2 separate regions of the Homo sapiens genome follow, and region 1 is linked to region 2. Evidence: chromatin contacts called from ENCODE POLR2A ChIA-PET data. All regions are on one chromosome and are shown on one strand. The core of a region is the stretch at or near the end of the contact, and the rest is flanking DNA. Distances in the headings are between cores, read along the strand shown. Region 1 overlaps ZFR2 (zinc finger RNA binding protein 2). Region 2 holds the start of NMRK2 (nicotinamide riboside kinase 2).

Region 1 (6,050 bases), core at 3,010-5,509, 100 kb before region 2:
CGTGGAGGTAAAGCGAAGCAATGCACACAAAGCAGTGAGCAGACGCCTGGCATGTAATCCTAGTTAACGCGGGTCAGCTCTGACAGCTGGGGCTTTGCACGCAGGGAAGGTAGGGTCACAGGCAGAGGGGTGTGAGGATTCCACCTTCATTTCCTGGTACCCATATAACTCTGATTCTGAGCCCAATTTGTTCACCGTGAGCACCAGGGCATGCAGGGGAGCACAGTGGAGGTGGCAGCCCAGGGAACCCTGTAGGTGCAGGGTGAGGGCTTCCAGAGAACCCCAGCACCCGGCACCAGGCCAGATTCTACCAGAAGAGGCCGGGCGCAGTGGCTTACGCCTGTGATCCCAGCACTTTGGAATGCCGAGGCTGGTGGATCACTTGAGGTCAGGAGTTCGAGACCAGCCTGGCCAACATGGTGAAACCCTGTCTCTACGAAAAATACAAAAATTAGCCGGGCGTGGTGGTGCATGCCTATAGTCCCAGCTACTCAGGAGGCTGAGGCAGGAGAATCGCTTGAACCCAGGAGGCAGAGGTTGCAGTGAGCTGAGATCGCACCACTGCACTCCAGCCTGGAGGACAGAGCGAGGCTCCATCTCAAACCAAAACAAAACAAAAAAACTCTACAGGAAGAAATGGCATTACCATTTTATTGGTTCTGCCAGCACTCTCTGGAAATGGTCTCAAAGGGTCTCCAAGGTTCAGGGCGGTGTGGGCCAGTGGGAGGCCATCTTGCTCTGCAGGAATAAGGGAGAGACGGCACCAGCCAGCCCCTCACCACCCCCCGGGAAGACATGACGAAAATCGACTGGATGGTAGATTTTCTCACGAAACTTTCACTAGGCGGCCAGGGCTCTGGTGGGTACACGAACACGCATACAGACACACGTACCCTCGCATAAGGCCTTCGAGGCCACGGGTCTCTTGGCCAGCGCTGGCCTGCTCGAGGCACACACGCTGGGGCCAGTGGGGGACGTGGGCTTGGCCTCTGCCCCGGGGGGGCTCTCTGTGGCCAGTGCAGGCTCGAGGGTGGGAATGGGCTTCCCCAGTTTGGCGTGCAGCTTGAAGACCTGCAACAGACAGAGCCGGGCTCCCGCGTGAGGGCCGCTCCCAGCCTGATGGCCTTTTTCAAGAGGCAGGAAGGGCCTCCACGGGCGTGCAGCGCGAGTGTGGGCTGGCCGGTCCCAGGGACCCCCCTCTCTTCTCTCCTCCTGCTCTCTGGATAACACCCACTCCAGAAGGCCCTTCCCAGGTGGCCTCCTGCCTTGCACACGTGCTTGTGACTTCTCTAGCACGGTGACACTCCTCTAGTGTGTGAGCACGTGGCTCACCGGCTCACACGGACGCTCTTCCTCCTCCTCCACCACGTGGGCTGCCAGGTGGGGCCGTTTCTCAGCCTCCCAAGCCCCAGCCTAGTGCTCCCTGACTGCCCGGGACTCAGCATGTGTGGATGGATGGTGGGTGTGCACGTGTCCCTGGACGGACACCCACGTTCTGCACGCACGTGTGCACATGGTCACGTCCGTATTCTGGCCGTGCCCCATTCTCAGCACCTCTAGGTACAAGGTGTTTCTGGCAAAGGTTCCGTGTGCACAGGGCCACTGTGTGTGTGCTGGGGACCATCTCAGACACACTTCCCAGCTCTGTCTCTGACACGCTGTACCCTGGTACAAGACCTGCCCTGTACCCCCCAACCCCACAACGGGCAGCAGGGCCTGCCTGACCCCCAGACTGAGCCCCAGCCTGTGGGGGTGACACCTGCAGCTCTGCCCCACCGGCCCCTAGCTCTCCGGTCCCCAGGCCAAGTCTCCTTCCCCCGTTTCTCTGCCCCGCTCCTTCCCTCCTCCATGCCTCCCTGCTCATTCCTCTTTCCCCTGTGGGTTCACACGGGCCCTCAGCAAGCTGTCCTGAGCCGAGCCAGGGAATGAGGCCCTGGATGAGCCTCCAGGCAGCTGGGGGAGAGAAGCCAGGTCCTCAGCCAGGCCTCTCAGGGTGGCTCAGCCTGACAGCCCGGGCTACAGCACAAGCCAGCTGTCCCCTCCCTGCTCTCAGGTGGGGACTCCATCCCCTCCCCGCCGAACATGACGAAACCCAGGCCTCTTTTTTTTTTCTTTTGGCGACAGAGCCTTGCTCTGTCGCCCAGGCTGGAGTGCGGTGGCGAGATCTCAGCTCACTGCAACCTCCACCTACCGGGTTCAAGCAATTCTCCTGCCTTAGCCTCCTGAGTAGCTGAGATTACAGGCACGCACCCACCACGCCCGGCTAATTTTTGTATTTTTCAGTAGAGACGGGGTTTCACCATGTTGGCCAGGCTGGTCTCAGGCTCCCAACCTCATGCGATCCACTCGCCTCGGCCTCCCAAAGTGCCGGGATTACAGGCGTGAGGCACCACGCCCGGCCTGACCCAGACCTTACTAAGGCCTCAGGAGAACAGTGATACTACAGCAGGGAGTGTGAAGAGCAAGACCTCAAAGGGAACACAGCATTGGGTCTCATCACAGGGCAAGCCCTGTCTGTCACCACGCCCGAATGCCAAGCTTTCTTGGAAGTCCGGGTGTGAGTGTCTCGGCCACTTCATGTTTTTGTGCAATGAGCAGGAACCCTTTTTATAAGTGGAAAGGAGTCCCCGCACGGTGGCTCACGCCTGTAATCCCGGCACTTTGGGAGGCTGAGGCGGGCAGATCACTTGAGGTCAGGAGTTCGAGACCAGCCTGGCCAACATGGTGAAACCCCGTCTCTACTGAAAACACAAAAATTAGCCGGGTGCGGTGGCGGATGCCTGTGATCCCAGCTACTCAGGAGGCTGAGGCATGAGAATTGCTTGAACCCAGGAGGCAGAGGTTGCAGTGAGCCGAGATTGTGCCCCTGCATCCCAGCCTGGGGAACAGGACGAGACTTTGTCCCCATTAAAAAAAATAATAAAATGAAAACTAAAATAAAATAACTGGAAAGGAGTTTGGATCCTTGAAGATGAGGACGCATGGGCCTGGGCGGCTGGCCCTTGGGGCGCGCTCCACTTGGGGAGGCTTCTCCCAGCTCCCTCTGATCTCCCCAGGTACCTCTGTGGGTCCCAAGTGCTGACCTGGGGGCCTTCTCCCCAGGGTGGCAGAGCCTGGGCCGGGCGGGGCCGTACCTTCTGGTGCTTGGATCCCCGGATGTGGGCCGCGTAGGCGTCCGCCCCGGTGCAGGACACGGCGCACAGGTCGCAATGCAGCTGCGCCTGCACCCCGCGCGGGCTCCCGTTGGGCTGCACGCCTGTCTTCTGGGCCGCCTCCTTCTTTCTGTGCTTCTGCCCTCCCAGATGTTCCCGGTAGGTCTGCGGCAAGGGGTGAGAGGCAGCCTGGGCGGGGGTTTGCACACTGGCCACTGTCCCCTCCCCTGCAGGCCCCCGGCTTAGCGCGAGGGAACTCGGTGGTAACAGAGGCCCGCTGTCCCCAACCCTCCATTCCCTGGTGCCATGGAGGTTCCAGTGTCCCTTTATTTTTCTTATTTTTATTTTTTGAGATGGAGTCTCGCTCTGTTGCCCAGGCTGGAGTGCAGTGGCACGATCTCAGCTCACTGCAACCTCTGCCTCCTGGGTTCAAGTGATTCTCCCGCCTCAGCCTCCTAAGTACCTGGGACTACAGGCGGGTGCCACCACACCCGGCTAATTTTTGTATTTTTAGTAGAGACGGGGTTTCACTCTGTTGGCCAAGCTGGTCTCGAACTCCTGACCTCAAGTATCTACCTGCTTTGGCCTCCCAAAGTGCTGGGATGACAGGAGCGCACCACCGCGCCCAGCCTATCTTCTTACTATAGACGTCTCAAATTTTTTTTTTTTTTTTCGAGACAGGGTCTCACTCTGTCACCCAGGCTGGAGTGCAGTGGCGTGATCTCAGCTCACTGCAACCTCCACCTCCTGGGTTCAAGCGATTCTCCCGCCTCAGCCTCCCAAGTAGCTGGGACTACAGGTGCACACCACCACGCGTAGCTAATTCAAGTGTCCCTTTATGAAGCCCACGTAACAAACCCACAGGCTCAGACTGCTAGACATAAGGTTTCTTCCTTCTTCTGGAATTCAAGGAGTTTCTTTGGAAAGCATGCTCCATGCATCACACATTCCTTTTGGGGGCTGCTGTATACAGAAAATTCTGACTTCAGAATTCAACGTCAGAAACCAAGCAAGGGCACCTGCTGCCCGAAGGATAGTCACGTACACTTCCATCTTAGGAAACTGCTAATAGACACAGGGGCTCCACCCGGGGGAAGCCACCGTGAGTCACAGGCCTACGCATCCGGTACTACTGGGCCCAAAATATCTGATTGCGTCTGGGGAAGCGACAGCCAAGCCCTTAGGCAGAATCCTGGGTGTGCTGCTTGAAATCCTCAAATGAAGCCGGCCACAGACAAGACGTGGCAGGAGGGCCACGAAACCAACACGCCCTGACAATGCCAAGAATAAACATTCTGCAGACTGAAAAATGCCCCTGAAAATACTGGGGCACAGTGGGCACTGCCCCGTCACCTGCAGGCCACCGGCTTGGCACACAAGAACTCAGAGACATTGTCTGGTTTTAGGGAAGAAAAATAGGACGTGGGAGAGGCATACATTTTACTGTATGCATGCTCTCTGGAACTTAGGAATCTTTTTTTTTTTTTTTTTAAGACGGAGTCTTGCTCTGTTGCCCAGGCTGGAGTGCAGTGGCGCGATCTCAGCTCACTGCAGCCGCCGCCTCCCAGGTTCACGCCATTCTCCTGCCTCAGCCTCCCAAGTAGCTGGGACTACAGGCGTCTGCCACCACGCCTGGCTAATTTTTGTATTTTTAGTAGAGACGGGGTTTCACCATGTTGGCCAGGCTGGTGTTGAACTCCTGACCTCAGGCGATCCTCCCACCTCAGCCTCCCAAAGTGCTGGGATTACAGGTGTGAGCTACCACGCCCAGCCTGGAATTTAGCAGTCTTGAACCTCATAAATATATTACCTAAGCAATAGAATAAATACGCATCCCTGTGCACACATACTAACTTAGAAAGAGAGACTGCCTGTGGAATAGAGAAGACTCTGGAAGGATACACACCAAGATGCTACCGCTAAATCATTTCAGGGTGGAGGGATTATGGGGGACTATAGGTAGGTTTGTGTGTGTGTGTGTGTGTGTGTGTGTTTTGTTGTTGTTGTTGTTGTTGGTTTTTGGGGGGTTTTGTTTTTTTGTGGACAAAGGGTCTCGCCCTGTCGCCCAGGCTGGGGTGCAGTAGCGTGATCATAGCTCACTGCAGCCTTGGACTCCTGGGCTCAAACGATCCTCCCACCTCAGCCTTCAAAGTGGCCAGGACTATAGGTGCGTACCACCATGCCCAGCTAATTTTTAAATTTTTTTTAGAGACAGGGTTTCACCCATGTTGCCCAGGCTGGTCTCGAACTCCTGGGCTCAAGCGATCTACCGGCTTCGGCCTCCCAAGGTGCTGGGATTACAGGCATGAGGCACTGCACCCAGCCAGTAGGCTGTCTTTGTGCACTTTTGGCGTATACTGCAGTAATTAGCCACGTGGGCTTCAACACATCTTGGTTTGATTTCTGCCTGGGTCACTAAAACTGACTCTGAGTTCCTCAAAGTACTGACCCTTTCTGAGCCTCTGGGATTTTATCTGCCACACAGAGATGGTAGCCACAAGGCAGATATAAGGATTAAATAACCCACACGGGCCTGGCGCAGGGACTCAGCTTGTCATCCTGGCACTATGGGAGGCTGAGGCAGAAGAATTCCTTGAGCTTAGGAGTTCGAGACCAGCCTGGGCAACATAGTGAGACCCTGTATCTACAAAAAAATTTTTTTTTAAATAGCCAGGCATGGTGGTGTGCACCTGTAATCCCAGCTACTCAGGAGGCTGAGGTAGGAGGATCGCTTGGGCCCAGGAGTTCGAGACTGGACCTGGGCGACATAGTGAGACCCCATCTCTATTGAAAATTTAAAAAATTAGCTGGGCATGGTGGTTCGTACCTGTCTCAGCTACTTGGAAGGCTGAGGGGAGGATCACTTGAACCCAGGAGGTGGAGGCTGTAGCGAGCTGT
Region 2 (5,622 bases), core at 135-2,634:
TATTGATCTCTTACTGCATACAGACATACAAACTTGGCCATCCTATCACCCCACCTTCCTAGTCACTTCCCATCCTCTGATCACCCCCCTGCTCCTGGGCTATAATTTCCCACTTTTCCTTGTATTGGTGGAAAGGGAGAAGATTGAATTCAATCTCCCTCCCATACTACAAAACCCCATGGTAGTAGTCCCTCACCCGCCTCAACAAAGTCAGCCTTACTGTTTTAAGAAGCATCAGAAAAATTATTTTCTGGTGGGGAGAGGCGTCACATGCCTGTAATCCCAGCACTTTGGGAGGCCGAGTTGGAGGAATCATCACGTGAGGCCAGGAGTTCAAGACCAACCTGGGCAACATGGCAAGACCCCATCTCTACAAAAAATTTTAAAGTTAGGTGTGGTGGTGCGAACCTGTAGTCTCAGCTGCTCGGGAGGCTGAAGCAGAAAGATCGCCCCAGTGTGAGAAGTTGAGGCTGCAGTGAGCTGTGATCACATCACCACACTCCAGCCTGGGCCACAGAGCGAGACCCTGTCTCAAAAAATTCAAAAATGTAGGCTGGGCATGGTGGCTCACACCTGTAATCCCAGCACTTTGGGAGGCCTGAGGCGGGCAGATCACCTGAGGTCAGGAGTTCAAGACCAGCCTGGCCAACATGGTGAAACCCCGTCTCTACTAAAAATACAAAAATTATCTGGGCGTGTTGGTGCTCGCCTGTAATCCCAGCTATTGGGGAGGTTGACGAAGGAGAATTGCTTGAACCTGGAAGGCAGAGGTTACAGTAAGCCAAGATGGTACCACTGCACTCCAGCCTGGGTGACAGAGCAAAACTCTGTTTCAAATTTATTTATTTTTATTTTATTTTATTTTATTTTTTTGAGACGGAGTCTCGCTCTGTCGCCCAGGTTGGAGTGCAGTGGCACAATCTCAGCTCACTGCAACCTCTACCTGCCAGGTTCAAACGATTCTCCTGCCTCAGCCTCCCAAGTAGCTGGGACTACAGGCGTGTGCCACCATGCCCAGCTAATTTTTTTTGTATTTTTAGTAGAGACGGGGTTTCACCATGCTGGCCAGGCTGGTCTCGAACTCCTGACCTCGTGATCCGCCCGCCTCGGCCTCCCAAAGTGCTGGGATTACAGGCGTGAGCCACTGCACCCGGCTCCATCTGAAATTAAAAAAAAAAAATTAAAACATTTAATAAGAGAATACTTTTTCCCTTTACCAGTAGAAGAGAGAAGCAGCAGAGTGTCATTCCTCCCCATTACCCCCTCCCCGCCCCGCCGGCCCCCAGTCAAATGACTCCACCCACAAGGCAGGCACGGGATGAATGGTCCCTGGTGTCACGCTGAGATCCTGTGGCTGGGCCCCCGGTCACCTGGGCAAGGCTATCTTGTGATTCACTGCTAAGGATCTTAAGCCCACCTTGGCCCTGACCTCGTTGGAAAACGAAGCTCCCCGCAGGGTCCCGGCCTCTAGGGCTGCTGTGCGGGCGGGGGTGGGTGAGTTCGCTTCCTTGACGCCACGAGAACCAGTCTTAATGTCAGGGTCAGGCCATAGGACACAGAGAGCGGGATATTTTTAGGGAGGGAAAAGTGTGGGGCTGCTGATCTGAGCTCTCTGGCCAGGAGGAGGGAAGAGGGTGGGGGTGGAGAGGAGGGAGGAGGGGGTAAGAAGGGGAGGAGAGGGGAGGAGGGAGTGGAGAGAGGGCAGGGAGGTGGGAGGAGGGAAGAGGCAGCCCCCTGCCCGGCCAGCTCGTGACTAATTTAGGCAAAAGGCAGCCTGGAGCTATTTCCATTCGGCGGCGGGAACAGGTGCCGGCGCCTCCGCCCCATCCCCAGGGGCCGCCTCCCCCGGGGCGGCCTCCAGGCTGCCGAGACCTATAAAGGCGCCAGGTTTTCTCAATGAAGCCGGGACGCACTCCGGAGCGCACTGCGTGGTCGCACCCTACCCGGGCTGCCTTGGAAGTCGTCCCCGCCGCCCCTCCGCACCGGCATGAAGCTCATCGTGGGCATCGGAGGGTGAGCGCCGGGGGACCTGGTGGGCGGCCCTGCGGGGCAAAGCCCCCTGTGCGCGCAGAGGGGGAGGCCCGGGAATGAATGGAGGGATGCCTGGCGCCTGAGGTCACCTACACGCCGCCCGAGGTCAGAGTGCAGGGAGGATTTTCTGCCCTGGGGGTCTCGGTGTCCCCAGTGGGAAGGGGGGCTGGACACTGAGCCCAGTGTTTCATTTTTTAAATGGAAATGATTCCCGCCACCTTCCAATTATACTCAGCATAAAAAAAAAATAGACCAGACACGGTGGCTCAGGCCTGGAATCCTGGCACTTTGGGAGGCCGAGGCGGGTGGATCACCTGAGGTCAGGAATTTGAGACCAGCCTGGCCAACACGGTGAAACCCCGTCTCTACTAAAAATACAAAAATTAGCTGGGCACGGTGGTGCATACCTGTAATCCCAGCTACTGGGGAGGCTGAGGTGGGAGAATCGCTTGAATCCGGGAGATGGAGGTTGCAGTGAGTGCGATCATGCCACTTCACTCCAGCCTGGGCGACAGAGTGAGGCTGTGTCTCAAAAAAAAAATCAGTAGGGACAGAAAATTAACTAAAGCTCCAGTGAACCCTCCTCCCGCCTCGTGGCTGTCCTGGCTAAATCGGGGACTGACACGTGGGCAGGTGGGATGGGGTCCCCAAAATGTCATTCCACATGACTGTGCCTTTGGAGCCTCTCTCAGGCGACCTCAGGCTAGAAGAGATTCAAACTCTCTGTAACCAGCACGGCTGGCTTTGTGGGGCTCACACCCCCGCCTCAGAAGGGACGGGAGCTTGGTCTAATGCTAGCCGGACTCCCTCTTGAATTTCATATTTTTTGTTTTTTGGGGTTTTTTTTTTTGGGGGGGGGGTGTTGTTGTTGCCGTCGTAGTTTGAGACAGAGTCTTGCTCTGTTGCCCCAGGCTGGAGTGCAGTGGTGTGATCTCGGCTCACTGCAAGCTCCGCCTCCCGGGTTCAAGCAATTCTCCTGCCTCAGCCTCCCAAGTAGCTGGGATTACAGGCGTGAACCACATGCCTGTCTAAACTTTGTGTTTTTAGTAGAGATGGGGGGTTTCACCATGTTGGCCAGGCTGGTCTCGAACTCCTGACCTCAAGTGATCCAACTGTCTCAGCCTCCCAAAGTGCTGGGATTACAGGCGTGAGCCACCGTGCCCTGCCCCTAATATTTTTCGAGTAAGAAGCCTCGAATTTTCATTTTGCACTCAGCGCTGCAAATGTCACAGCCCACCCGGGGCACAAAATAACTTGGATTCATGTCAGGCACTTTCTTTTTATTTTTATTTAAAAAATTATTAATACCTGGGGGCTTACATTTTAAAAATTGGGTTTTAAATTTTATAATACAGATGGGAGTCTCACTATGTTGCCTAGGCTGGTCTGAAACTCCCAGGATCAAGTAATCCTCCTGCCTCAGCCTCTCCAAATGCTGGGATTACAGGTGGGAGCCACCACACCTGAGCAACATTAGGCATTTTTCTAACCTGCCTCTTCTGGATATGATATAGGTGTCCTCTTTTTCCGTCAGTCTTTTTTTTTTTTTTTTTTTTTTGAGACAAAATCTCGTTCTGTCACCAAGGCTGGAGTGGAGTGGCACAATCTCAGCTCACTGCAACCTCTGACTCCTGAGTTCAAGCGATTATCTTGCCTCAGCCTCCCTAGTAGCTTGGATTATAGGCACCCACCACTACGCCCAGCTAATTTTTGTATTTTTACTAGAGACAGGGTTTCACCAGGTTGGCCAGTCTGATCGCAAACTCCTGACCTCAGGTGATCTGCCTGCCTCTGCCTCCCAAAGTGCTGAGATTACAGGCATGACCCACCACGACCAGCTAAAATTGTTTATATTATCTATTTATGTATTTATTTATTTATTTAAAGACAGGGTTTCACTCTCACCCAGACTGAACTGCAGTGAGGTGATCACAGCTCACTGCAGCCTCGAACTCCCAGGCTCAGGCGATCCTCCCATCTCAGCCTCCCAAGTAGCTAGGACTACAGGCATGCACCACCACACCTGGCTAGTTTTTAATTTTTTGTTAAGATGGGGTCTTACTATGTTGCCCAGGCTAGTCCTGAGCTCAAGCGATCCACCTGCTTCGGCCTCCCAAAGTGCTGGGATTACAGGCATGAGCCACCGTGCATGGCCGGTGCTGTTTTATTTTTTTAAGCCCTGCTGAGACTAAATCAATTTCCTTATCTGTAAACATAGGTGGGCCGGGCTCACACCTGTAATCCCAGCACTTTGGGAGGCCAAGGCAGGCGGATCACCAGAGGTTAGGAGTTCGAGACCAGCCTGGCCGACATGGCAAAACCCCATCGCTATTAAAAACACAAAAATTAGTTGGGTGTGGTGGCGCACGCCTGTAATCCCAGCTACTTGGGAGGCTGAGGCAAAAGAATTGCTTGAACCTGGGAGGCAGAGGTTGCAGTGAGCCAAGATTGCGCCATTGTACTCCAGCCTGGGCAACAGAGTGAAACTCCGTCTCGGAAAAAAAAAAAAGAAAGAAACCCTGTCTCTACTAAAAATACAAAAATTAGCCAGGCGTGGTGGCGTGTGCCTGTAGTCCCAGCTACTCAGGAGGCTGAGGCAGGAGAATTGCTTGAACCCGGGAGGTAGAGCTTGCAGTGAGCTGAGATCGCGCCACTGCACTCCAGCCTGGGTGGCAGAGCAAGACTTGGTCTCAAAAAAAAAGAAAAAGAATCAGAAAAATCCTGGGAGCTGATTTGCAGGAAGACCCTGAGACATGGACAGGCCCCGGGGAGCCCAGGCTGCACCTCAGGCCCCCTTCTGAGCACCCTGACCTTCTTGGGGGGAGCCCAGGCAGTCTCATGCACACGCTGTCTCCCCAGCATGACCAACGGCGGCAAGACCACGCTGACCAACAGCCTGCTCAGAGCCCTGCCCAACTGCTGCGTGATCCATCAGGATGACTTCTTCAAGGTGCCCGCCCTTGCCCGGGGAGGTGGAGCTGAGAGGGGATGCAGGGTGGGCAGCCAGGCCCGGCCAGCCCCGCCCTCCACTGCCCAGTGCCCGTGTGGGCTGGGCACTGGCTCCACTCCCTGCCTGACCCCTCCTGGGGTCTCTGGGATAAACTGGGCCAGGAAAGTGAGGGACGGGTGTCGTGTTCCCATTTCCTAAGCACCTATTTCATACGCAGCCCATTCTCACTGGACATCCCTACAGTGGGGACCCCAGTTAGATGGATGGGAAAGCCACCATTCCTCCACAGGGCCAGCCGGCTGTGGCTTTCTGGGTGAATACCCTTTATTCCTCTCCACCTCCCCTTTCCCATCTGCAAAATAGACTCTGAGCCCAGCTCGCTGTGTGGGTGTGGGTGGGGGTGAGGGCTAATGAGATGATTGATGGTCTGGGGAAAATCTGAGGGTCAGGCAGAGCCCCCACGCCTCAGGGACCTCAGCAGCTCCAGCAAGGGACCCCCTAAGACTCCATCACCCAGGCCGGGGGTGAGGCAGGACCGGGCACTGAGCCCGAGGTTCAGGCTCCTCTGTTTCAGCCCCAAGACCAAATAGCAGTTGGGGAAGACGGCTTCAAACAGTGGGACGGTAAGGACAAGCATCACC

What was found. ChIA-PET counts read pairs that join two places held with the same protein, here RNA polymerase II (POLR2A).
Region 1: POLR2A ChIA-PET joins it to region 2 with 25 read pairs in H1. The contact joins the enhancer-like site here to the promoter of NMRK2 in region 2. POLR2A ChIA-PET finds 5 or more read pairs at or near these places in 5 of 52 experiments (H1, HEK293, HEK293T and 2 more).

Annotation. Positions count from the first base shown.
Region 1 is chr19:3,824,337-3,830,386 of GRCh38, forward strand. It overlaps ZFR2 (zinc finger RNA binding protein 2), which reads right to left. Exons shown (of 19, transcript NM_015174.2): 6 at 3,135-3,317; 7 at 894-1,071. Among named protein-coding and RNA genes, the nearest start is that of MATK, 41 kb to the left of the region's middle. Within about 2 kb of position 4,260, at least 2 of the 41 ENCODE cell types and tissues checked have a DNase peak (open chromatin) inside an H3K27ac peak, as active enhancers do.
Region 2 is chr19:3,931,685-3,937,306 of GRCh38, forward strand. NMRK2 (nicotinamide riboside kinase 2) reads left to right here and starts at 1,385. Exons shown (of 8, transcript NM_170678.3): 1 at 1,385-1,494; 2 at 1,774-2,013; 3 at 4,891-4,981; 4 at 5,556-5,604. The coding sequence starts at 1,988.